Linked DNA regions of Mus musculus: region 1 is linked to region 2. The links are chromatin loops, found by intact Hi-C in ENCODE. Cell type or tissue: gastrocnemius. All regions are shown on one strand. Each heading gives the region's core, and the rest is flanking DNA. Links, peaks and the distances in the headings are about the cores only.

Region 1 (12,305 bases), core at 1,579-9,578, 140 kb after region 2:
TAGGTTGATGGGAAAGAGGCTTTTAAATTTTTGTAGACATTAGACTCATGAAGATGCAAGTCCTGGAACTCTCTGGACATCAGAGCTCACACATGGTAGTGTCATTACGTATGAGAAATAGTTCCAGTGCAGGTTATCTTCAAGCCAGCCCAGACTCTGCTCAAAAGAAAATTGGCCTAAATGACATTTGCATGATGAAAAGCTTTTCTTCTATCTGTATTGTTGGCCACCCATGATAGCACTAATGACATCAGCCTTCTGCGAAACTCTGGGGTGCAAGGACCCAACATCATCCTACCTGATTTCTACCTTTTGAGAATCTGGAACACCACACTGGGTAACACGTATTTGAGAAGATTAATAGCCTCTAGGACGGGACAGTGGTGACCAGCTTGAAAACATTGTTCTAGAAGCTTCTCTAGTCTCCTTCCAAGAACACGTTTTCAGGCCTTTAATACTATCTTCAGCTCTGCTGAGAAATCTGCCCACCCTACTCTTTGCAAATAGCTTTAAATTCTACACTTCACTGTAAACTACAGGTCCCCAGTGAGTTGGGTTGTGATCGCAATCTCCCTAGGACAGTATCTGCAGGAACGTCCATACTTCTTCCTGCCCTCTGAGTCCTCCTTCAGCAATGGCTTAACCCTGTCTTTCCTCTCATTGTTGCCACCTCTTTCCCTCATCACAGACACATGCTGGGGCTCTGTGTCTTAAGGATGTTCCTTCAATCCAGATCCCCTCTTTCACTGCTCTAGACTTTTCTTCCCTTCAATTTTTTGAATAAGCCATTTCATTTCAACCACATCTACTGTCAGTTCTCCATGGAGGCATCCATCTATTCTGTTCCCATACCCCCTCTCATTATAAACCTGCAGTCATAATGGTAAAACATGGCCTTCAGTTCTAAGCGCTATCAGCTCATTTATCTCATTAGGCTCCAAAGTAGTTCTTGACCTTGTTGCCACTGTCCTCCTTGCACTGACTTCTGGGCTAGTGACATTATCTGCTGGTCTTCTTCCTGTCCCTCCCAGGGCTTCTTTCTTTACCTTGCTCATGAGTTCCAGTCTCAGCCTGTAGTCTCCATCCACATTAGGATAGTCCACTCTCTGATAGCATCAAATCTCCAGCCTGTGCCCAGATCTGTTTTATGTTCTTTTTCATGTTTTTCTTATATTTAAACTTTTTATTAATTACATGTATGTATTTAGGTCTGTGCACATGAGTGTCCATGCCAGAAGAGGTGAAAAGCATCAAATTCCCTTGGATTATGAGCACAATTGAGCCACCTGATATAAGTGCTAGGAATTGAGCTGAGGTCTATTGCAAGAGCACTGTGTGCTCTTAACCACTGAGCCATTTCTCCAGCCCCCTGACTCTGTGTTCTTTTAATCGGCTTATTATCTAGCTCCACTCAGACCTCACCTCCTATCACAGCTACACTTCACGCCAAAACCCAAATGTGATATCTTCAGTATCTGCTATTTCTATATGACATCTGTAAGAATTTCCACTTATCATTTCTTTCGTTTAATATTATTTGGGTATGTGTATATATATGTGTGTGTATGTGTGTGTGTGTGTGTGTGTGTGTGTGTGTGTGTGTGTGTGTGTGTGTGTGTGTAGCTGAGTGTGTGTGTGTGTGTAGCTGAGTGTGTGAACACATGCACTGTGCGCATAAGCATACTACCATACAGAGCATGGGTATGGAGGTCAGAGGACACTTTGGGGGAGTTAGTCTCCTTCTACCTTATTGAGGCAATGATCTCATTTCTTTCTTCTTTGTGCACCAGGCTTTATGGGACTCTTCTGCCCTGCCTCCCATCTTGCCATAAAAGTGTGAGGATTATAGATACTAGTCATAATCATCTGTGGCTTTTTCTGAGTTCTGAGGATTGAATTCTGGTCACTGGGTTTGCATGGCAAAGCTTGCATCCATTGAGTCATCTCACCAGCCCTTCTACAACCTTCTGTACCTCAATTTTTTTTTGGTTTTTCAGTATTATTTTCTGTCTTAGCTTAAGTATTGCCCTTCAGAGGTTCTCCAACTATCTGTCCTTAAAAAAAAAAAAAGCTCTATCTCCACCTTTTCTAACAAGATGGATGTTACATACACTAGCCTGCACAGCCTTCCTCACTCAGCATCCTTCCTCATTGTGTACTGTTAGTTAAGCACCATGCCCTGCTCTCCCCTCATCTTGTATTATTGGCTCTAATATTTCTGATATCACTTCAATGTGTATCTTTCTTCTGATTTCCCAGGGGCACTCCACTACCAAGTGATTCCTAATCACTATCTCGCTTCCAGTCTTGACCTAACGTACCCCATTTTCCCATCTCTCCCTTGGACTGAATTTCCTAAAATCAAACTTACGACACCATCCTCTTTGCAAACCTTTAATCTAATCTCTGGGTGCCATTGAAATAAGATAAAATTTACTAACATGTTTTGACGGATACACCTTCAGTATTGGCATTCCCTAATCAGCTCCATTCTTCAGGCCCCATCCAAAGCAACACCGTGCATTAGCCCAGGCTCACCATCTCCTCTCATAGTTACATGTTTGCACTTGCTTCCTCTTCCGTCTGGAATGTCACCCCTCACCTTTCTCTTAGCCAATATCTACTAGCAATGCTCAGTCAAAACTTTCTTCTCTCTCGGGTCCAAGAACCTAGGTCACACCTTGATCAAAATAGTTCATCCTACTTAATCGCAGCTCTCTTGCACTAATGCCTGTGACTTTGAGTCTAAACCTCCAGTAGGCAGAAGTGTGCCAATTGATGATGTCTCTCCTCAAGTCAGAGTTTAAATTGATCGCTTGTAAACATCCATAAGCAGAAGGATTTATATCATAGAGAGTGGCAAATACTATAAATCACCGCTTTCTCTTTTCTTTCCTCCAAAGAGATAATTGTTAAATGTTTAGCGGCACATCACTGTCTACTGACCACCATGTCAAACTTCAGATACATACTTGATTTAAACAATGCTTGTGAGATGTCTGTATTAGCATAGAAATGAAAGGATTTTTAGAGCTAAATATTTCTTCTTGAAGCTTCCAACTTCACATCGGTTTCCCTTAGGACACGCCACCCATCTGGTCCCTCTTTCATGAAATAATCTTTTAAATAAAGAAATAGATGGTATGGCTTGCCGTCGTCTTCTATTTCCTAAGCTAATAGCACTCTCCGATGCTTTCAATCAGTCCTCACAACAGTCACCACACTGACTGCATCCCTGGAGAGGCTGTGGCGCATCAGGGCTTCTTTCTAAAAGCCATGGCTCCCAGAATGCTCTAGGGACCGTCTGCCCTGTGGTGACCACAGCAGACCCATGAACTCCAGGAAATGAGATTTGATACTTCTGTCATTGAAGCCTGAGCTGGGAGCTATGCTCAGATGCTCCCACACTCACAAATCCATCCTGCACTTGAGCACTCAGTGAATCTGGAAACAGAATGCCAGTTTCACATCGAGCCTTATTGAACTTGATCTCATATTTCTCTAGCCTCGGTTTTTCTGGGCTATTAAGATGTTATTTAATGGTGATTCTGCCATCTCTCGATGTTTTTGTCTGAACTGGCATCTGGATTGTGAATTATGCATTAGAGATTCATGAGCAGGCCATAAAGGAAGAGCCATGGGAGGGGAAGAAACTGCCATTCATCATGAATGCCTTCTATGTGCAGGGTGCCAGGCATTTCCAGATTATCTGACCTTCTTTAATTCTAATAACTTTCTAGGAAAGAGTTGATGGTACAATTTCAGCAGATGGAGACTTTCCAGCACCTCAAAGAGTCGGACTTATCCAAAGTCAAGTGGATTGGAAGCAAAAAAGGCCTCGAAACCTCTGCAGTCTGCATTGGGTATCCACTGCACGGCTTCTTGGGGAGCGGTGCTGAGCATTGGTAGTGGTGCTCATGAATGCTTTCTTGGCTCTCCCTCCTTGGAAGATATGAAAGACTTTGTATTCCCTCACTTTCTTTGAGAGACTTCTTTCACCACATCCAGAAAAGTGTCTTCAGAGTGGCTGAGGGATGTCCTACACTTCCTGATCACACAATAGGAAGCCACAAGAAGGAACTGAAGAAATCCTCATTTTTTTCCTGGCATTCTCTGGACAAGCAGTTGCAAGCTCTGTGTGAGGTTCCCTGTGCCTGTGTCCTGGATAACATTCAGAGGGAGCCTATGAAATAATGGTATTTTTTCCTGCCTTATCAAGTATGGAAACTAAGGTTTAAAGACGTTAATTCACCTGCCCAGGATCACATCTATCAACGGGCTTTTTTTGTTTACATGCATGCCCCTGTTCTCACCCATGATCTCAACAGGGAAGAGTCACCCAATGGAGGCCACAGCTTGGGTGGTCTGATCCGCCACTGGAAGATCTGTATCCTCATTTGGCCTTTCCTTCAAGAGTATCTGGGTTTTCTGAGGGCAACGCTGTATTTGCAATTCAGTGACATTCAGATCTATGTCTAAATTTCATTTGTTGTTGAAACTGATTATAAAGAAAAGGAAAATAAATAAAAGGAGACTGGAGAGGCTGAATCATGCATGTCCATTCCAGAATTGCAGTTGCTCTCCTTGGTGAGGCTGTTCTGGCTGTGGAAGTCTAGTTTCTTCCAGGCGTGTGTGTGTGTGTGTGTGTGTGTGTGTGTGTGTGTGTGTGTGTGTGTGTGTGTGTGTGCATGTCCACCTGGTCAATCATCCTGGCTCACAGAGCTGCCTGTATTTTATAACTGCATGTGATGTCATGGCAATGACCCAACTAGGCCGACAGATTCCTGACAGGGGTGTTTCCCCAGACGTGTCTAGAGCGTCTTGATTTCCTTCACTTGTTCTCTCCAATGCTTCTTCTCCAGTTCTGGCTAAACACTGTCACCACCGTGAGTGGTAAGCTGCCATCTGAAGTGAAGTGACACACCGCAGCATGAAGCACTAGATGCAAATGGGAACATGGGATCTTAAGAAAGAATACTTCTGAAGCCCAGATCATTCAGCAGAGAAAAATCGTGCGAAGACTTAGGTGTTTTGGTAGGACTTGTTCATTTAAGTTGCACATCATTGCCTCTTCAGCTCAGTCCGAAGAGCAGATGCCCATTGTGAGCCTGCAGGTGCGATCTGGCTTCTCATCTCCCTGCTGCTGCTTCCTATTCTTCCACTGCCTGTCCATCCTGCCTAGACGGGGCTCCCGTGACTTCCAAAGACTTCCATAACTCTGTGGACCTCCCAGATGTTCAGTCTGCTAACCCAAGCCAGTTTTGCAAAGTCTAGATTCTTCAACTGAAAGATCAAGGTCCAGCTGTTGAAATAGCTGCCGGTGGCTTCTTAGTTACCAGAAAGAGTTATCCTGTTTGATGACTTGACTTTAGGGGAAGAAACAGTGTTCATGGTCAACCCAGTTGGCATCCCAAACTGTTACTTTTAGCTGGAGTCCCAGTAGGGAGACTTGAGCCCAAGATCCTCTTGATGTGATGATTGGTCCCACAAACTTCCGAGGCTCTTCATCTACACCTAGCTCTGAGCAGCCTTGCCTGTGAAGATATGCTCTTTACTAGGACATGCTAGGCTAAGTATGCTCTGAGGCCATGAGGGAACAGAAGAGTATAGAACACTCATTCCAAATCACACTGTGATACAACACCTGTTATACAAGAGATAGTGATCATAAACACCTCTCTCTCTGCAACCAGGACACCTGAATAACTCACTGACAAAAATCAGCCCTTCATTTCTTTGATTCATGATCACCATAGTTCCTGGGGTGAGTAACCCTTTCCTCTGCATGTCCTAGATTAAAAGGGCAGTTTCTTAGGCAAACTTTAGTCTAAAATCCCACTACTCATCATTCCATGAGCGAGGAAAAAGGATCTGGGAAAACACTTAATTTGGGGGCTTCCTGCCATCAAATAACTAGACTTCTCTTTATATAGTTGAGTTCACTCACAGAAAACGGCATACAGTTTCTGCTCACTTCAACATGCCTTCCTTGGGCATGCAGGCGCCTGGTTGTGTGCTAGATCTTAAGGATGTAAAAATAGCTAACAGGACTTCTTTACTCAAGCAGTTTATAATCCAGTGAGAAGATCCAAACGCCTTATGTAATCATGTTATATATGCAAGCAGAGTGCTCTGTACAAGGTTCAGACACAGACACACTATCAAGAAGGAAGGTGCCGAGCCTGTAGATGTAGAAGCCTCTGGCAAAGGTCCCAATAGGAGATTCTGCCACATGGCTAGTTATATGCTTCCTGAAGACTGGTGGCCTGAGCAGACAGATCTTCTCTGTCTCTAGAAACCTTACCAGAAACAACACAGGGATCTTTTTCAAAAGGAATACATCTTGGGGGACACAAACAAAGGAAAGGAAATAATATCAAACAAACAAGCAAAGCAGATGGACTCTTGCTAACAGACTCTGCAAAGCTCCGAAGGCTGAGCTTTTAGCTGGCAGCAGAAGCAACTGAACAGTAGAGCCCAGGAAAGCACAAGAGACGTCCAACAACAAGGGTGGAAAATAAAGATGGACATAGGAGAAATGGCTGACAACTGGTTTAAGAGGCAGGAAGCATCCAGTGGCATCTTCTTACTCTCTACATGTCCAAGGCTTTGCTCTTGCGCCATAGCAAAGGACTCCATGGAGTGGACTAGAGGGTTGCTGGGATGGAGACAGGGAACAGGAAAGCCAGAGATGCTTTCCTAACAACAGGACTCCTGGGACTCTCAGGCAGGATTTAAGAGCCTTCTGCATCTGCAGCCAGAGCCTTACTACCTAGGCCATCCCTGCTATCACAACAGGACATGGTCCACAGTGAAGCAGCCTAGCCAGGTCTCCTAACAATGAAGCTATTTATAGTTGACAGCTCCCATTCGCCAGCAAGGAGCTTCTCGGTGCCTGCTTTTCATCTCGAAAGGACAGACCAGAACTTCCAGATGTTTGAGAAAAGGCTCTCTCATACCAAAACCTCCTTAGCCCACAACATCGTTTTAAGAAAAGAAAATTTTTTAAAAAGGTATTTAGAAGACTTTCAAGACAAAGACATTCTCTCTCTCTCTCTCTCTCTCTCTCTCTCTCTCTCTCTCTCTCTCTCTCTCTCTGTGTGTGTGTGTGTGTGTTTGTGTGTGTGTGTGTGTGTGTGTGTGTGTGTACAGATGGGGGAGAGAGAGAATCAATATTTTTTCAAGAGTTTTATTGTTGAAACAAACATAGTGTTCTCTTTTAAAATGAGGGAACATTCAAAAATCAAATATTAAAGCTCTCTCTGAAGTGAAAACTTTGAAAGCATGAACATATACTTGGCAGATAACCTTGAAAAAATTCCTCACAGAACAAAAACATACAAAGACAAAGAATACAAGAAATGAATAATATTAAATTAGAAAAACAGCTTCAAATACTAAGAAATTCCCAAAGGAAGAAGAACAAAGTCAGAATGAGTCCCACTTTCCCAGGTCTCCAGGGAAGGACCACGTGGATTGCCGAGGAGCATGAGGTGGACAGCACCAGTGACGAGCAAAACCTCACTTCAAGGGATATCACTGTAAAAACTTCACACTCCATGAGAAAGAAGCCCCTTCCTGCTTTCAGCAAAGTCACACACAGAGGATCAAGAGGCAACAATGCCCATGGCGGGCCTCAGTGTCTTCTCTTCACTGACCACTGGTCCATTGGCAATGACACCAGAAATTAGAAGTGAGACACTGATTTTAAAATTATGAAGAAAAATAACGCCAATTCAGGAGTCTATATGTGGGCAAACTGTCAATCAAATATCAAGGGAGAATAAGTCCATTTTCAGGCTCTGAAATTTTCAATATTTAATGTCCTTTATATGTTTCTCTAGGGTGTGGTCTCGCAAACAGAGGGAAGAATAATAAGATGAGACAATATGGGATCCAAGAAGAAACGATCCAGCGCAAGCAAGGGGAAAAGAAGATTCTGGGATGGTGATGAAAACTGAGACAGACAGGTGCTTGGCAGGTCTGTAGTGCAAACAGCACAGACTGAAGAAGAAAGAGAGAAGGCATCTAGATCATTCCAAGGTTAAAATGATGGAATTAATGTGTGGTGCATAATACATTGAGAAGAAATTTACATACGTGGAAAATGTGTAGGTAAAAATTGATGCTGAGTGAACAGGAACGTACACAAATGAAGAATTGGGACAATTATTAACTCCAGGGAAAATTAAAAGTTGTACAAGAAAGGAAATGTAATGGTGCTTTTACTACAGGGGCATGCTGTGAATACAGTCATAATTATGTAAACACTGAACACAGATCTCACTAAAAAACGATGATATAAGTCTTCTGGGAGGTTGGGGAAAGGAAAATTGTGGAGGCAGGGGAAGGAGGTGCTAAAGAGAGAGAGAAATCTTCCTCTTTCATAGTGAGAACTTAATAGAGAGTCTCCAAGAGTGGAGAACAAAGAGATTCATGTGGAAGTTATTCTGCAGAATGAAAATGAATGTCCAAAGAATAGCAAAAGTGGGCTGTCCCTGGGAAAGGTTGCAGATATTTTATTTTTTGTAACAAGGTTTGGAACCATTTGGCTTTTAAAAACATGAATAACAAACTAAAACGTAAAGATGCAATTCTGTGGATGGAGAAAAGCAGCAGCTACCTCCAGGACAGAGGAAGCATTGTATATAATTACCCAAAGCTTGGTGCTGAGTGGTGGGTGGAGGAAGCCTTCCTGGAGCCTGGGAGTGTGGCAAGATCTGGAGAGGTGAGCAGCCTCCAGATTTGAGGGCTCTGCAGGGATCATGTCTAGGATGCAGGGAGATACCTCTGAGTGAGCCATGGAAGATGGAAGACTGGCCGGGCCCCTTAAGATGGGCTGGTTGTCAGAAAAAGACTGAGTCCGGTGGTGCAGAATAGTGGCTCATTGGTCAAGCTAAATTCTAAAATGTACTTTCTGTGATCACAGTGGAGAAAAATACTAACCACAAGAAATCAACAAGGCTCCATGGTTCATGAGGCAGTCGCAGCAAAACAACTGTCTTCCTTCTGAAGTATGGCAATGGAAGAGCAAGAGAGAGCTGTGCCCCAGGATCTCTTGCTTCAGTTATTTTCTCTCTGCTCTTTTTGTGAACAAGATAGAGTGATGCATAGCTCAAGGGTTCAATCTTAGCTGATTTCTGGCCCAAGGTAGTGTTTTGAACTATGAATAGGATGGTGGCATTTTAATCAAGCTCCCACAAGTCAGAACCTGAGAAATTTGGCTAATAGTTGGGAATGGAAGGGTGGCCTCCTAAGTGATCTTGCCATGGGGAAAATAAATGGGTTGAACCTAACAATCTGAAATCAATAGAAACTAGAGTTTATTCCTCTAACTGATCCACTATCACTGGCCATCTGCTTAGCTTCCCTTAGATTCTGGGTTGGTCTCTTCTGGACTTCAATGTCAGCCTTCCCTGCTTTTTGTGTGAGATCCTCTCCACCCTCTTCTCCCCCACCTCCATGTGCTTCCACAACACAGACTCAGCTGTCAGCTTTAACTTCTCACTGCAATCACCCTTGTCCCCCAATTCCATCAGGGTTTAACACCCACTCACTGGGTTCCCACTGGCCGCAGTCAATGTGTGTTAAAGTAGTATATAGCAATTTAGAGCTGTTTCTTCCTTTACTGGTCAAGAAATACAATGTAGCAAAATAACTGATGGAGACTGTGTTCAAATGGTCTGATGGAGACAAACTTTCATGTTACAAGGCTGTGTGAAGGTGGAGAAGTTTTTAATTATTCTGTACTTCAGTATCATCTAAAGAGAAGGGTCATAACCTCTCCTAGCTTATAAAAAGGACCACAGGATTAAATGACTCCATATCAATAACCAGAACCATAAATTGCTTTGAGATGATTGTCATTTGGTCAGCAACCACTCTGTGATCCGTCTCTGTATTGTCTTAAAATTATTCTTTATAACGTGGCAAGTATAAGGATACCTGCTTATAGCACTTCAGTTTCTCTACTATACCCAAGGAAAGCCCCGATTCTTCAAACTGCCCACAGTTCCTTATTATGTGCCCGTCCACCTCACCAGCCTACTCCCTTCCCAACACTCCTCAGAGTCCTGGCTCTAGCCCTGCAAAGTGAGCAATGGGTGGCCACTGGCTTCCTCTAGACTTGTAGAATCCTGGCGTTCCGTTCCCTCTGAGGGTTGGTCCTAGGCAGAGCTACATTCATAGCAAATCAACTTGGAAGAGCAAGCAGAACTGAAGTCATGACAAGTTCTTCATGTGAACACTTCATTATGGGTCAGGCCACGTGACCTCCACACTCCCATCAGGGACTTGCTTTGAATGACTTCTTGCAGAGCTAAAAACACCTTCCTAGAGAGGCCTCTTTTTCCTTGGAACTGCTGGGCCCTTTTCTAACACTCTCTCCGGAACCCTCCATCTCTGTTCTTGTTGGAGTGTATAGACCACTTATGACCTTTGAGCTCTGAACCAGCATCCACCAGACCTGGGAACCGTGGCCAAGAATGTCTTCGAGGTCGAGGAGCCTGTAGCTACACATACTGAATCACTTTGTCCTGAAACTAGAAGATGTTCTCAGATTCTCACTCTTAATGATCTGAACGCACCTACCCCAGCATGCACATGCCCATTTGTGCCAACTTAGCGTGAGCATAAACGAACTTAAGTTGCCCTCTGTGACACCCTTTAATCACGACTTTCCTCAAAAATATGAAAAGAAAAAGAAATATTGCTGCATAGGTCCTCCAACTTGGGAGTGTGGGCTTCCAGGAGACAGGGGCCAGTCCTGATGTAGGGACTCAGGGTGCATGTGAGTGGAACGCCAGTGCCATCCAATGGCTATCTCGTGTAACTGCAACAGCTCCACCCTTGACCTGCACCAGTATTTTTCCTGTTGCACAGACCTGCTTTCTTGAAGTCTTTGGGTGCGCTGCCTACCTGTAGTCTCTCCCTCCCTCTCTAACCTGTCTCTTTCAACGTCTTCGGTTAAGCATTTGAAAGCTTGGTGCTGTATGCCGTTTCAATAGTAGTCAAAATGTAGTTATGGCCTGTCTTGAGGGAGTGCCTAAAATTGGTTTTATGGGAGGATATTTTCAACTTTTGATTCTTACTCTTTGATGAGTATATACTGGAGTTTTCCAGAGATTCTGTGAACTATGATAAAGAGGCATTGAAGCAGATGTACATATATGAATCAAGCTGCTTTCTGTTAGCCAAAATACCAGAGACTGACGAAAATGTTTAAATGTCATCCATTAAAATCTTTGAGAGATAATTATTTTACTTACATTAACCAGTACTGGGTCATTATTTCAAATGAGCTGAGAAATATTTTTAAATTTATATGTTTAAAATATAAATATTTTATTTTTTTTACTGTAATGAGGGCTGAGAGAGAAAGCTCTTCAGGATCCTCTATAAGATGTAAGAATGGAGAGTGTGACAGGTCCTGAGACTAGGCAATGTAAGAATAACTGCCTCCTGGCCCCAGAGAATGTCAAAGCGTTCTGCTAGCATCATTTCTGGAGAGGACAGTACATGGGGGACGCCCCTGGTGGCATGGATGGAAGGCAGAGACTTGTGGGTTGGGTTTTCATCCTGCACACTGTCTATCCCTACAAAGGCTGGAAACATGGAAAACTGGGGTAACAGCCTCAGAGATATCTCATTTCCATGCCCCCCTGGGTGTGACCAATACAGGTCACCAAATTAGTCTGAGAGAAATGGGAACTGGGCACAGAGGTATGTATTTTTAATCTAGGCACCCAGGAGGTGCAAAGATCATGAATTTGAGATCACCATAGACTAGAGAAAGAGACCAGCAATAGGTAGATAGATAGATAGATAGATAGATAGATAGATAGATAGATAGATAGATAGATAGATAGATAGATAGATGCATACATACATACATACATACATACATACATACATACATACATACATAATACATAATACATATGGAGCACCTATAGCTAATCTCTCTCTGTTTCTCCTCTGTCCTAATTATAAGAAATCAGATGAATTTCATTTTCATTAAGGAAACTGCCATCTATGGCATAGCTTACACTATGCCCGTTCTTTAAAAAATCATGAGCTAATAGAAGAGTGCTGTGTTTGCTATCTTGAAGAGGAGAATCACCTAAAATTAAAAATCCCTGCCTTTCCAATTGGACGGATGTACCAGAGTCATATATTTTATGTCTCCTTATTTCTTCATTTTTGGATCCTTAGTGATTCAACACTGTGAAATTTTCATTTAAGTACAGGCTGCTGGGTTATATTCCTTCAATTTTTATGTATATAATGTTCTAATTTTATGAAAA
Region 2 (12,305 bases), core at 2,919-10,918:
AGCTCCATTTGTCATGACTCCATAGTAAGAAATGCACCAAAAAAACTTTGGTGGTGTGCTGGTGGCTTCTTGTTGCTTCTACAGACTTAGGGCAGTTGGCAGAGTAATGTCAGCTGATACAGACTGACACAGAGATTTGCTAAGACAGACTCATATGCTGAGACAAGACACGTGGTGAGGACCTGTGAAGGACACATGATATTTGGAGGGAGTATAAATAGGAACCAAAAAAGAATGACAAAGCATAGCTCTGCAATGCTTGTTAGTCTCACATCTTCACTGATCTTCACACACACACACACACACACACACACACACACACACAGAGGACAAAAAAACTCTCTTGGGGTCCCTGTTGGTCCTAATTCTTCCTGCTGACTCATGCTTATTTGGCTGAGGCCTAGCTGTCTCTGCTAGGTCACAGCACCACTGCTGACTCATGTTTACTATCCTGGCAATACCAAACTAGACTGCGGGGATATTTGTGAAGTGTTTGCTAGTGGATGGAGCTGCCAACTGCTAAATCCTGGAAACTAAACTGCTAATTTCCTGGCAATGCAGGTGGGATTTGCTCCAAAAAACAATTTCTAAACAGGTCCACTTCCCCCCATATCCTAATATCCTTTCTTTCCCACTGCCTCTGGTGAGTGGTAGGCTAGAAGGGAGGTTAAACCATTTAAAATCCGTCATTAAAAGTAAGTTCAGAAAAAATTTAAGCCTATACTCTATTCAAGTTATAAATAGTCCCTCTTGAGGCTCTTCATTTTCCTAACTTTGTTGATAAGCTCTGCCCTGCTCCAGCCATCTGAAAGCCTTTGACTGGTCTCCTGGGACTCATGGTCATGAGTCATGACAAGATTGAGACTCACAATGGCACTGGCTGCCTGGGAGCTTACTGAATGGTGAAGAAGAGAGAACTTCATGTCAGTACAAGGATCACTACACAACCATATTGGTCCATCCTGCTCCAAACCTCAACTGTCTTGTATCTACCCCTGCCCCAGAATGTCAAGAGCAAGTCCTTGCCTTCTATTTTCATAAATAAAAATGTTATCATCACAAAGTGGCAGTAAGCGTACAAAATATAGATTTTTAAATTTTTGTCTCATGGATTCATTACAGTTTCATAATGGCTGACACTTAGCAGGCATTGGGGGAATTTATGTGAAATACAATAAAATATTGAAAGGATTAAGCACTGGAAAATGGTGTTTCATCAGAAGATAAAAGATACTTCTAGGAATGGATAACAAGGAGCCTCTAGTCATTTAGCTTTGCCTCCAGATCCCCCACTATGAGTTATACATTAGATGTGGGGATGAGAGGGAGCAATGCAGAGACCTTGAAGCCAAAACTTATTCTTCTTCTTTAATTTGGGTCACAGTTGCTAAGATTATTAATCTTCTACATGTCAAGTGAAATGTCTCTCAAACTCAGAAAGTTTTGCTAGCCCTCTTTGGAGATAGGGGTCACATATCCATCAGAAGACTTGGGAGTATTTTAAAAAAGGAAAGACTACTCCAAACAGAACAGCTCTAAGGATCAGTGTCAGTCCTGCTTCAAATAGCCTCAGGGCAAGAGCTTCTATCTTGTCAATGTCTGCAGGAGCAGTGGTCTCCTTGATTAATTATTATCTCTTGCTTCCCTTGCAGGCTCTTCCCTACGTCTGCCTTCTCATTGCCATGCTTTTCTTCATCTACGCCATCATTGGGATGCAGGTGAGTGGTCTGATGGGGCAGCAGCTGCCCACATTGTCTCTGGCAGAGTTGAGGATTTATGTGTGTACAGTGTCACTTGACTAAGAAACTTCTCCACCATCTTGTTGCATTATGATCTTGGGACTTTCACATGGGCCAAGTGGCTCCCTAGGTATTCAGGGTGGTCTGCTCTGGGGGATTCATCTGAGGTCTTCCAATTATGCTGATGACTTAGAAGTAGCTAGGCTTCTATGATAGAACTAAAGCAAAATGACATCACTGTTTTCAGAGAGAGAGGGACTCGCATTGCAACTAAAGTAAGGATTGTTTCTGACGATCTCTGTTATTTGGACTTGACCAAAAAGAAGGTTAGATAGCTGTTCCCCCTATAAGCGATGATACCAAATGCATCTATATTAAGTTTTAACTGTCTAAGTTCTCTAAGACTTGTTACTGCCCATCCTAGGGAGCCCCAGAGCCATATTCCAACCAATTCCTATTGTACAGGGTCGTGGAACTTGCTGGATAATTCCCTGGCCTACTCATATCCTCAAAATTTTTAGAACTTGATATCAGATCAAGTTCTGTCCTAGATATTTGTGTGGCTAGCTAGAGGTTCACTGCACCTCAAGAAGAAATGTTCTTTGTAAGAACAAGAATCACCGGGGGTAGATGGCCTGCTTCCATAAACAATGAGCATGCATCCCCTAATCTATTTGATGGGGTCCACGGGCCTTTTGATTGTCTAAAGAAGGCATCCTTTCTGGCTTAAGGAGCTGCATAACTAAACCCCCTAAGAACTTTATCTAACAGTCCCCCTGAGTCAGGAAGTCTGGGTGCCTCCTCAATGGTATTGGCCACCTGGCCACCAGGCCACCTGGAGCCACTGCCTCAGTTTCCAAGCCTTCTGATCAACTGTCTTGCCTAGATTCTTTCCAAAAGACCTCTTATTCACCGTTTTCCTCTAACTCTATGGCCTGAAGGTATTCTCCAAAACCACAGCTAAATGTCCAGCATCAGAATACATAAGGCCTATGGAAAGGCTGTGGTTTTCCTTCTCTGAAGATCTTACAATCCATATGTAAAATGGTGTCAGTAGCATTAGAAACAATTGCCACAGAACTTAACACTCTCTTAATAACTTTAAGAACCTATTAACTCCCTCCAAACTTTACCTTAGAATTTACATAGTATCAAACCAAAAATTGAAAACTGGTTAAATTAAATTTAGTATGTCTAAGTTTCTGTATGATAAAATAGCTTAACTCTTTCATCTTTAAGCAAAATAAGGTGGAATGAGACTATCTTCAAGCCTACTGATAAGACTCATATTGATGCTAATAATGCTGTCTACTCCAGTTACTTGGTATGCCAGGTATGGTGCTTATTGTATGCCTATATGCAAACATACACATACATACAGACATACAAAGAGAAGAGGCAAGGCATATTAGTATAATCAGGAGTAATTGAGCTTCATTGTTTCCACTGACATTTAACATGGTTAAGTAGCCTTTAACCTTATTCATATTCTCACATAACAAGTTAAAAAGCTGATATTGAAACCTAGCTGTGCCTCTTTACAGCCCAGTTCTTAGCACTGCACCTTCTTTCATCCCATAAGAGGAGCAAATGCAAGGACGTTTTTGACTTGTCAGTAGGAGATGGAGACTGCTTTTCCACAAAGACACAAATGCTTTGGCCACTGTGGCTTTCGCTGGCTATTCCCAGCCTAGTCTGTCACAGAGAGCCAGAAACATGTACAAATTATGCACACTCCAGAGTGTGTCACTAAAAACACCATATCCAATGCAGTCATCACAAAACAGAAAACTTATGATGGTTTGAATGAAAATGGGCCCATAGGTCCATAGAGAGTGATACTATTAGAAGGTGTTGTCTTGTTGGATGAAGTGTGTTACTGTAGAGATGGTCTATAGGCATTGAGGTGTCAAAAGTTCAAGGCAGTTCCCTTCCTGCTGACTGCAATCCAGATGTAGAACTCTCAGCTCCTTCTCTAGTACCACATCTGCCTCGATATGGAGTCCATAATGGACTAAACCTCTGAACTGTAAGTTAGCCCAAGTTAAATATTTTCCTTTATAAGAGTTGCCAAAGTTGTGATGTCTCCTCACAGCAACAGAAACCCAAATTAGGAAAAAAAGTTGGAATGGGGTATTGCTGTGATAGGCCTGACCATGCTTTTATTTGGAGAAATGTGGCCTTTGTATTTGAAAAGCATTTGAATGCTTTAAGTGGGGCTTAAAGGGCCATCCTAGTAGAACGTGGAAGACCGTGGTATTGAGGATGATTTGAACCATGGGAACCTGAGTTAATGGGTTTCAAAAGAGAAAAATGTTAGTATCTGGCCAAGAGACTTTTTGTGTGTGTGTGATATTTTGGCAAAGAATGTGACTGCTTTGTGCTCTAGTCCAAAAAAGTTTGCCTGGTACTAAAATGAAGAGTTTTTGGATTAATTTCATTGGCAGAGGAAATCTCAAAACAGCCTACTATTGACTCTGTCCTATGGTTCTTAGTATTCACTCTTGTGGAGATCCATAGTGAAAAGGGGGATGCTGAACAAGGAAAAATATAAAATGTACAATTTGAGGAGAAAAGGGGCACCAGGAAGTGGAAGGGAGCTAAGCCCTGTGTTCAAGGAGATAAAGAAAAATAGATTATTAAATAGAGTACAGAGAGTGGTGACCTCAGGGCAATACCCACCTCCAACCCCTGCCAGCTAAACTTCAAAATTATAAGAAGGAATTAAAGAAAAGTGAAAAGGAATTAAAGAACAGCTTAGGTCCAGGTGTGGTAGCCTAGGCCTTTAATCCCGGCACTCTGGAGACAGAGGCAAGTGGATCTCTAAGCTCAAGCCCAGCCTGGTCTACAGAGTGAGTTCCAGGACAGCCAAGGTTAGGCTACAAAGGCAATCATCAGAAACAGAGGGCTGAAGATGTAAGAGCCCCACACAAATAGAAGGTACAATGGATAGGAGGAGTAAGCTTTTATGTATATAAAAGGCAGCCAGATGGATCTATAAGACAAACTGTTATACTGCACCTTTAAAGTCCTTTCAGAAGACAACATCTTTGCAGAACAAATAAACAACTTGTCCCTTACAGGAAGGGGTTTATATGCACTCATTGTTAGAAGAGATGCCATTGGCCTTAGCTCTTGTAGCTCTCCAGCCTGTGAACTAGGTTAAGCTACTGAGTTTCTCTGGCCTTAGGTCCTTTACTATAGTAGAGGAATGGGTTAAACACAAGCAGAGCCCTCCAGTCCTGCATTTAATTCCAAGTGAGAGTAGGTGGAGGCCTGGGCTTTCCTGCAACTTTCAGAAGTGACCCTTCTTCCTTTTTCATAGCCTTTGGTATGTGGGCGGTCACAGGCTAAGAGGATGTTATAAACAAAAATGTAAAGAGATTTTAAGTCCTACCACTTCCATGATAAATACCCATTTGAGACTTAAAAATTATCTTAGAAAATATTCAAAGTACCAATGCCTTCCTTGACAATTACACTAACATCATGTGCACAAAATTGCAGTGCACTCTCCAACAACTTCACAGAGTATTTTATAAAAGTCATAGCCGGGGCAATTAATGATGCTACCATGAGAGTCCCAGGGAGAAAAGGCCCTGTGAAGTGTACAGATGTAATAGACTGGGTACAACTTACAGACCTCTAGCTAAGGGAGTAAGAAGAGAGTGAAGGAAATTTAAAGTTGTTATGGATATACAACAGTCACCTCATGAAGTATCCAGGATAAAAGAGGTTTGGTTGCTTCGGTGGGGTTTTAAAAAGTCATGTGTCTCTTGAGGAGCCATCTCTTTCTTATCTGTTCCTTCTATTCTTCCCTCTGCTGCCTGCTTTGCCACCTCCGTTCTCCCCGAAGACAAGTAGTATTTGGGTTTTGAAAAAAAAACAGCACTGAGAACAAATTCCCAAAGCAGGTGTCAGTGGGAGTTACTTGAGCAAAATAGCTGGGGGCAGAGATTGTTCCTCAATTGCACACTCTCAAAAATGTTAGGGGAAAACGTGCTCCATTTAGCACACATCGAATAAACTGAAGCACGCTAAATGTAGGCTGGGAATCGTCTCAGATGGATAGAAGGGTGGCCCTTTAAGTTGTCAGTTGTACCAATGCTGCCTTGGAAGGATTGGTTCTGACCTCTGAAGCACAGGTAGAGGAGGAGGGCACACCATTCTCATTGGAGCATCTTGGAATTGTTGTCAGTGTTTATCTCTGTGCGTGCATACATATTGCTGAGTGCTGCCCCTTTCCTAAGAATATCAGTGATCAGAGTCCAGGAGTACATTAACAAAGCACTCTCTGTCTCTCTGTCTGTCTCTGTTTCTCTCTATTTTTCTCTCTATTTCTCTCTCTATTTCCCTCCCCCCTTCTCTCTGTGTGTGTACATTAACAATGCACTCTCTGTCTCTCCGTCTGTATCTGTTTCTCTCTATTTCTCTATTTCCCTCCCCCCCCTGTGTGTTTGTGTGTATGTGCATGTGCCCCATCCCCCACTGTAGCCAGGACTACCTGTTTTCTTTTCCTTTCTTTCTCTCTACTCCTTCCTCTTTTTATGTTCCTCTCTGGTACAATGGATTAAAACTAGAACCCCATGTATATAAGTTAGGGCTTTGTCTCCAGCTCTTCTTTTCGTGTGCCCAAATATCCTTCATTCATCCTACTACCCAGACTTTGCTTTTAGCTTACACCTAAGTGACCTATTTCAGTGAGATTTATGTCTGTCTGGTGATGCATGTGTGTTTATTTCCATTGGCTATGCATTCAGATAACAGATTCTGGAGACTGCAATCTCTAAATGAAAATATATCTAAGGAACATACAGCTGTGTCTCTCAGATCTGATCAGCTTGAATATTGATAGCTTCTACCAAAACCATAAATGACATCCTTGTCAACTACAGATACTCCCTTCATAATTATTAGATATGAGAAAAGAGGGGTGACTGTGTGTCCTCTTGTTAAGCAATGCCTTTGGTAGATTGCATAGGTACCATGGGACTAAAATGCATCTCCAATTTAAGTGTAGGGGAGGCTATGTATATGCAGAATGATTTAAAAGATTTACAATCTATGGACTGCTTGAACATTGCTAGCATTAGTCCCATTGCTGTACATAGCAGTGGGGGAGGTAATGAGTTTCCATATCAGGCCTAGAACATGGTGTAAGTCAGCTCTCTCACTCCGGGTTATCTGTTTCAGAGACCAGCATCAAGAAGTCAGCTTCCAAACTCTGACACCATTGCATACACTAGCAAGATTTTGCTAAAAGGACCCAGATATGGCTGTCTCTTGTGAGACTATGCCGGGGCCTGGCAAACACAGAAGTGGATGCTCACAGTCAGCTATTGGATGGATCACAGGGCCCCCAATGGAGGAGCTAGGGAAAGTACTCAAGGAGCTGAAGGGATCTGCAATCCTATAGGTGGAACAATAATATGAACTAACCAATACGCCCCCTAGAGCTCGTGTCTCTAGCTGCATATGAATCAGAAGATGGCCTAGTCGGCCATCAGTGGAAAGAGAGGCCCATTGGTCGTGCAAACTTTATAAGCCTCAGTACAGGGGAACGCCAGGGCCAAGAAGTGGGAGTGGGTGGGTAGCAGAGTGGGTGGGGGAGCGTGTGGGGGACTTTTGGGATAGCATTGGAAATGCAATTGAAATAAATACCTAATTTAGAAAAAGAAGAAGAAGAAGTCATTACCTGTACTTTATCTACCCTGCCTGTGTGTCTACTGACCATGAGCTGGACATGTGATGCAACTCAATTCTGCTCATTGATTTCTCTCATCTCCCCCAAGGTGTTTGGAAACATAAAGTTAGATGAGGAGAGTCACATCAACCGGCACAACAACTTCCGGAGTTTCTTTGGATCCCTCATGCTGCTTTTCAGGTACCTGGATGAACAAAGACTCAAGCTGGAGACCTCGTGGTCTTCAGCTGCCAAGGTGGGGAGAAGCCCCTGGATGGAGAATCCTGACTAGGCTCTTGATCTCTTGATTCTGCACTGCTGTTCTTGTTAGGATATGCAGTGGAAGTTTGCCTTAATCAAACTTTCCCGTGATTTAGAAAGTTTCACCACTATCTTTGACTCAGTAGTTAATCTGTGTATTTCAACTTGTCCTCTGGGATGGACACAGCTTCTTATGGGAACAATTTAAGACCTGAAACCTTGAGTAGCTGTGTTTAGGTGGAGTCTTGGGGTTCCACCACTATCAGATTAGACCCTTAACAGATGGAGACATGGTGGGCGAGGAGGAAGAACAAGGAAAGGGTCTCATGGGCATTCTTCTCCATGTGGAAGGTATTAAAAGGGCCTCACTGGGTTAAGAAAAAGTCCTATGTGTGAATAGGATAGCAGCCCAAGGTAGGATGGGACATAAAGACTTCTAACCAAGATGGATTTCTGTGTTCAGGAGTGCCACGGGGGAGGCTTGGCAGGAGATTATGCTGTCCTGTCTCGGTGAGAAGGGTTGTGAGCCTGACACCACTGCACCCTCAGGGCAGAATGAGAGTGAGCGCTGTGGCACTGACCTGGCCTACGTTTATTTTGTCTCCTTCATCTTCTTCTGCTCCTTCCTGGTGAGTAAGAATTTTCCTTTCTTTGAGGCATGCCTGGTAAAGTGAAGGCTCCTATAGTGTGTGCACACATTCTCCCCTGCCTCTTAGCTCCCTTGTTCCTGATCCCTCACATACACACTCACACTCCAAGCTATAGAAGAATTAGATCATTGCCTTTGGGAACCAAAGTGCTCCTCGGAATCCTTGCAGGGAGGGTGACTCTTATTGGTTGAGATCTTTGTGCCTTCAAGAAGAGAGTCCTTGTGAGACTGGATAAGGATTTGAACATAGGAAGAGAGCACCAAACTTCGTGTTGTCTCTGGAGCTACTGGAGTAACCCCTGTCTTCTTTGTGCCCCGTGTAGTTTATTTAATAGCTAGGACTTGCATCTGTTTGGGAGATTCTGTGTTTTTTTTAACTGTTTATGAAAAGGTACCTTGAAAATATAAGCTTATAGGGTTCATCAGAGGCAAATAATGATCGCATGCAGTGTAATTGGTGTGATTCTCTCCTGACTATGGTGCCATGGAATTGGACGGCAGCTGGCAAGCATTCTGGTGTGAAAACGCGATTACTTTGGGTGTTAGTGAATATTGAGGAGTATATGTAGAACATTCCCACTTAGGGAAGTGGTAAGAGATCTGAAATGCCCTCTGAGTTCCTTCTTTTGGAGAGAACATCTAGAAATGTCTTCCCCACACATCAGATTAGCAGTGATGGATGGAATAAATACATAAGGTGTCACCAGATCAATGAAAAGGTCACTGTAGTCCTTCTGGCTCCCATAATGTCCCTGAGCTCAACTTCACTGCAAATGCCACTGGCTGTACAAAACTATATAACACTAAAATATCGCTGCTGCTGCTGCTGCTGCTCAAAAGTAGGACCATTCACTGAAAAGTAACTTAACTGTTTCATGGCCAGGCCATTTCTCTGAGGGGACAGAGACATGTGACAATTCAGCTTTCTGGTGATAGCATGGGCCCTGAAGATAGGCCATTCTGCCTGGTACATAGGTTAATGTAGGGTGTAAAGGGACTCTGGGAGTCCCCTCCCCCTTTTGGTTTTGGCTTTGTTGTCATTTAGTCTAGGCTAAGGCGCTTGCTCTTATATAGTGTCTTTTAAATGGTATAGACATGTCAGGAAAGAGCTGGGAAGGTAGCTCAGTGGAAAATGGTATTTGCTGTGCAAAAAAGAAAGCTGTGTGTAGCTTCCCACTTACCTATAACTCCACTGCTGTGGGAGGGTTGGGGAAATTGGTGGGGGCATGGAGACAGGATTTCTGGGGCTTGCTCACCACCAATTCAGCTCCAAGTTCAGTGAGAAAACCTGTCTCAAGGGAATAAAGCAAAATGTGATAGTGCAAGGCCCTCAGTATCCTGACGTGGTCTCTGTGTGTGGATACATACCATTCAAGCACTCACACAAACACATGTGTACTTATGGCATACTCATGTGCATGAGTATCTGCACACACATATACATGGTATACCTCATGCTTGACAGCAGTAGTATTAAGCACAGTGAAATAATGCATACATTTTGATATATTTCTTTTCTATGGGCGTGAAACTTTTTTTTTCAATGAAAAAGAACACAGGACTGTTTATAAATCTGAAAGCACAATGTATAATAAAAATAACTGAAAGGAAGTTAATCCATTCACATCTTCAGCCCATTTTTATCAAGTGGCTACTAATGACTGGCACTAAGCTAGGCACCAGAGTAGAACTGTCAGCAAGACATAGTCTCTTTGTGAGCTCCAGTAAGAAACCAATATACAGAAGAATTAACACTTATCAATAAGAATAAATCAAAACAGAAAGGGACACATAGACCTCTCCATTTTACCTTATATAGTTTAAATGTTTGATGATAAATATTTAAAAGAAACCAGAGACAAAAGTGAAAAATTAATTAGAGGCTGTACGGTCACTTTTAGAATTGTGAGACGGAGAGTGCTACATAATTCACATTAATGTTATTTTTAATGAGGCTATATTCAGTGTGAGATGACTTGCCTTCATGTCTCAGTCCTACAATAAGACTAACTTTGTGACCTCGGGCCAGTCACACACTGCTTATTTCAAATCAACCATCCAACAGAGATTTCTGAGGCCCTTGGATGTGCCAGACCATGTGCTAAAAGCTAAGAATGCAGTTGTAAATCAGAAGCATCTATTTTCTCAAAGAGCTGATGGGAATTAAAACTTCCTCCTGAAGGGCTGAAAGGAGCATGAAAACCAATAGTAGATGTTAATGTGTGCAGCACACTGCTAAAGGATGCAAGAATATGAAGCATTAGCAATGCTAATAGTTTTTATTAACATTAGCTATTAACATTAATGATTAGTGCCCCGAAAGGAGTATGCATATAAACAGACAACACTCATAATCCAGGCAGTGGCTGAATAAAATCTCAATGACAGAGGGCTGTGTTGGGTTCAGCTATATGAAACAGCAGTTCTCAAACAGCACCTGAAACAGGAGGGACCAGGTTTTCTTTGCCATGTTAGTGAAGTCTGAAGGAAGCCATCGTGCTTGTTATGATGGCCTGACACTGGATCATTTCTGTACCAACTGATGAATGTCCTTCACCCTAACGTGCAGAAAAGACAAGTCAACCTTCAGTCATCCATTTGTAAAACAGGCAGTGGTAAAAAGGGACCATGGCTGTTAGGATATATCCAACCTTCTCCATGTTGCAAAGACTATAGGAATTATGTAGACTTTCTTGTAGACTTTCTCTGTAGCCTATATTCTCTGCCTGCATATTTGACAAGCCCATGAACCCAACCACTTAAAACAAATTTTTCTATCAGGTGGGAATCTTGAATTTTAAGTGTAAGAAAGCCTAGCTAGATATAGCATAAACAAAATGGGATTTTATAAGCACCTGTCATTGGGGTATCCTAGGGCAAGGCAAGCACCAAGATAAATTTTAATTCCCCTTTTCATCCTTCTCTATTCATAAATCTTTCCCTTTATGTGAGCTCCTTCTTCAAATACCCCTATCTGATGTCAGGCAGCTGGAGTAGCAACTCCAGACCTTACATCTTCTCATGTCCAAGAGTAATAGAGATGGCCATGTCTTTTGCCCAATGCCTCTTCATTGGCTTTTGTTGAATCCCCACTCATATTGAGCTAGAGAAAAATAGGATTCAATGACTGGGTAAAGCTTAGGTCACAGTATGATGCCTTATTGAACTATAGTACTAGGCCAGGCCAGGGCCTGTACTAGGAGTAATCAGTGGCATGCCAGAAGCACAACAGAACTGTTTACTGGTCTATTCTTGTCTTTGGTACTGTCATTGTGAATGAGTAGGCCCAGGAGCACACCATTCTCACCCTGGTTCTATACCTACCTTCTATACCATTACCAAGGTTATCTCCAAAGACAAATAGCTCTTGGCTTGCCTACAGAGTAGTATGTACTACAGATGAGCAGACCCTCTAGCCCATGGGCTAATCTGATTTGCTACCTGGTTTTATATGGTCCATGAACTATGAATTTTACAGTCTTAAAGGAGGGAGAGACAAACAAGAGATGAATAATATTCTCATGGCATGTGGAAATTATATGAAATTCAAATTCCAGCATCCATAAACAAAGCTTCCTTGGAACTCAGCCATGCTCATTGATATTTCTAATGTGTGTGGCTGTTTGGGGTGGTGGAATACCAGAGCTGAATAGCTCAGACAGACACAGAACAGCCCATGAAACATACAAGAATGTCTGGCTAGTTGGCTGGTTTTGGTTCAGACCAGAGCATGGTAACACGATGCTTTGGTCATTTGGTACTTGGCCCTGGATGTTTTACTCTACTTAAGGACCCCTAGAATGTCCCTGTTCCTACATATCTCTGTTAACATTCATGCTGCACCCTCTGCGTAAGGCACTGTCTTCTGCGCTTATGTGATCTGGTAAGTATGACCTGCCCCATCGTGCTTCAGTTCAAAAACCTAGTGACTTCTACAAAGTTTTTTTAGCTACTAGAAATTCCCTTTATAGAA

What was found. A loop is a pair of places that touch in the nucleus more often than their neighbours do. Peaks named below come from ENCODE experiments on the same cell type or tissue, not always from the same donor. Only the 100,000 strongest peaks of a DNase experiment are listed, where the experiment ranks them.
Region 1: a loop joins it to region 2, with 5 times the contacts of the local background. A loop is called at or near these places in 3 of 42 quality-filtered maps.

Annotation. Positions count from the first base shown.
Region 1 is chr1:154,280,125-154,292,429 of GRCm38, reverse strand. No RefSeq gene overlaps it. Among named protein-coding and RNA genes, the nearest start is that of Gm30465, 22 kb to the right of the region's middle. In gastrocnemius, for the core only: no CTCF peak of the experiment used is centred there; a DNase peak (open chromatin) is centred at 6,216.
Region 2 is chr1:154,421,844-154,434,148 of GRCm38, reverse strand. It overlaps Cacna1e (calcium channel, voltage-dependent, R type, alpha 1E subunit), which reads left to right. Exons shown (of 47, transcript NM_009782.3): 35 at 1,653-1,718; 36 at 7,532-7,623; 37 at 8,147-8,312. Among named protein-coding and RNA genes, the nearest start is that of Gm30465, 160 kb to the right of the region's middle. In gastrocnemius, for the core only: no CTCF peak of the experiment used is centred there; no DNase peak of the experiment used is centred there.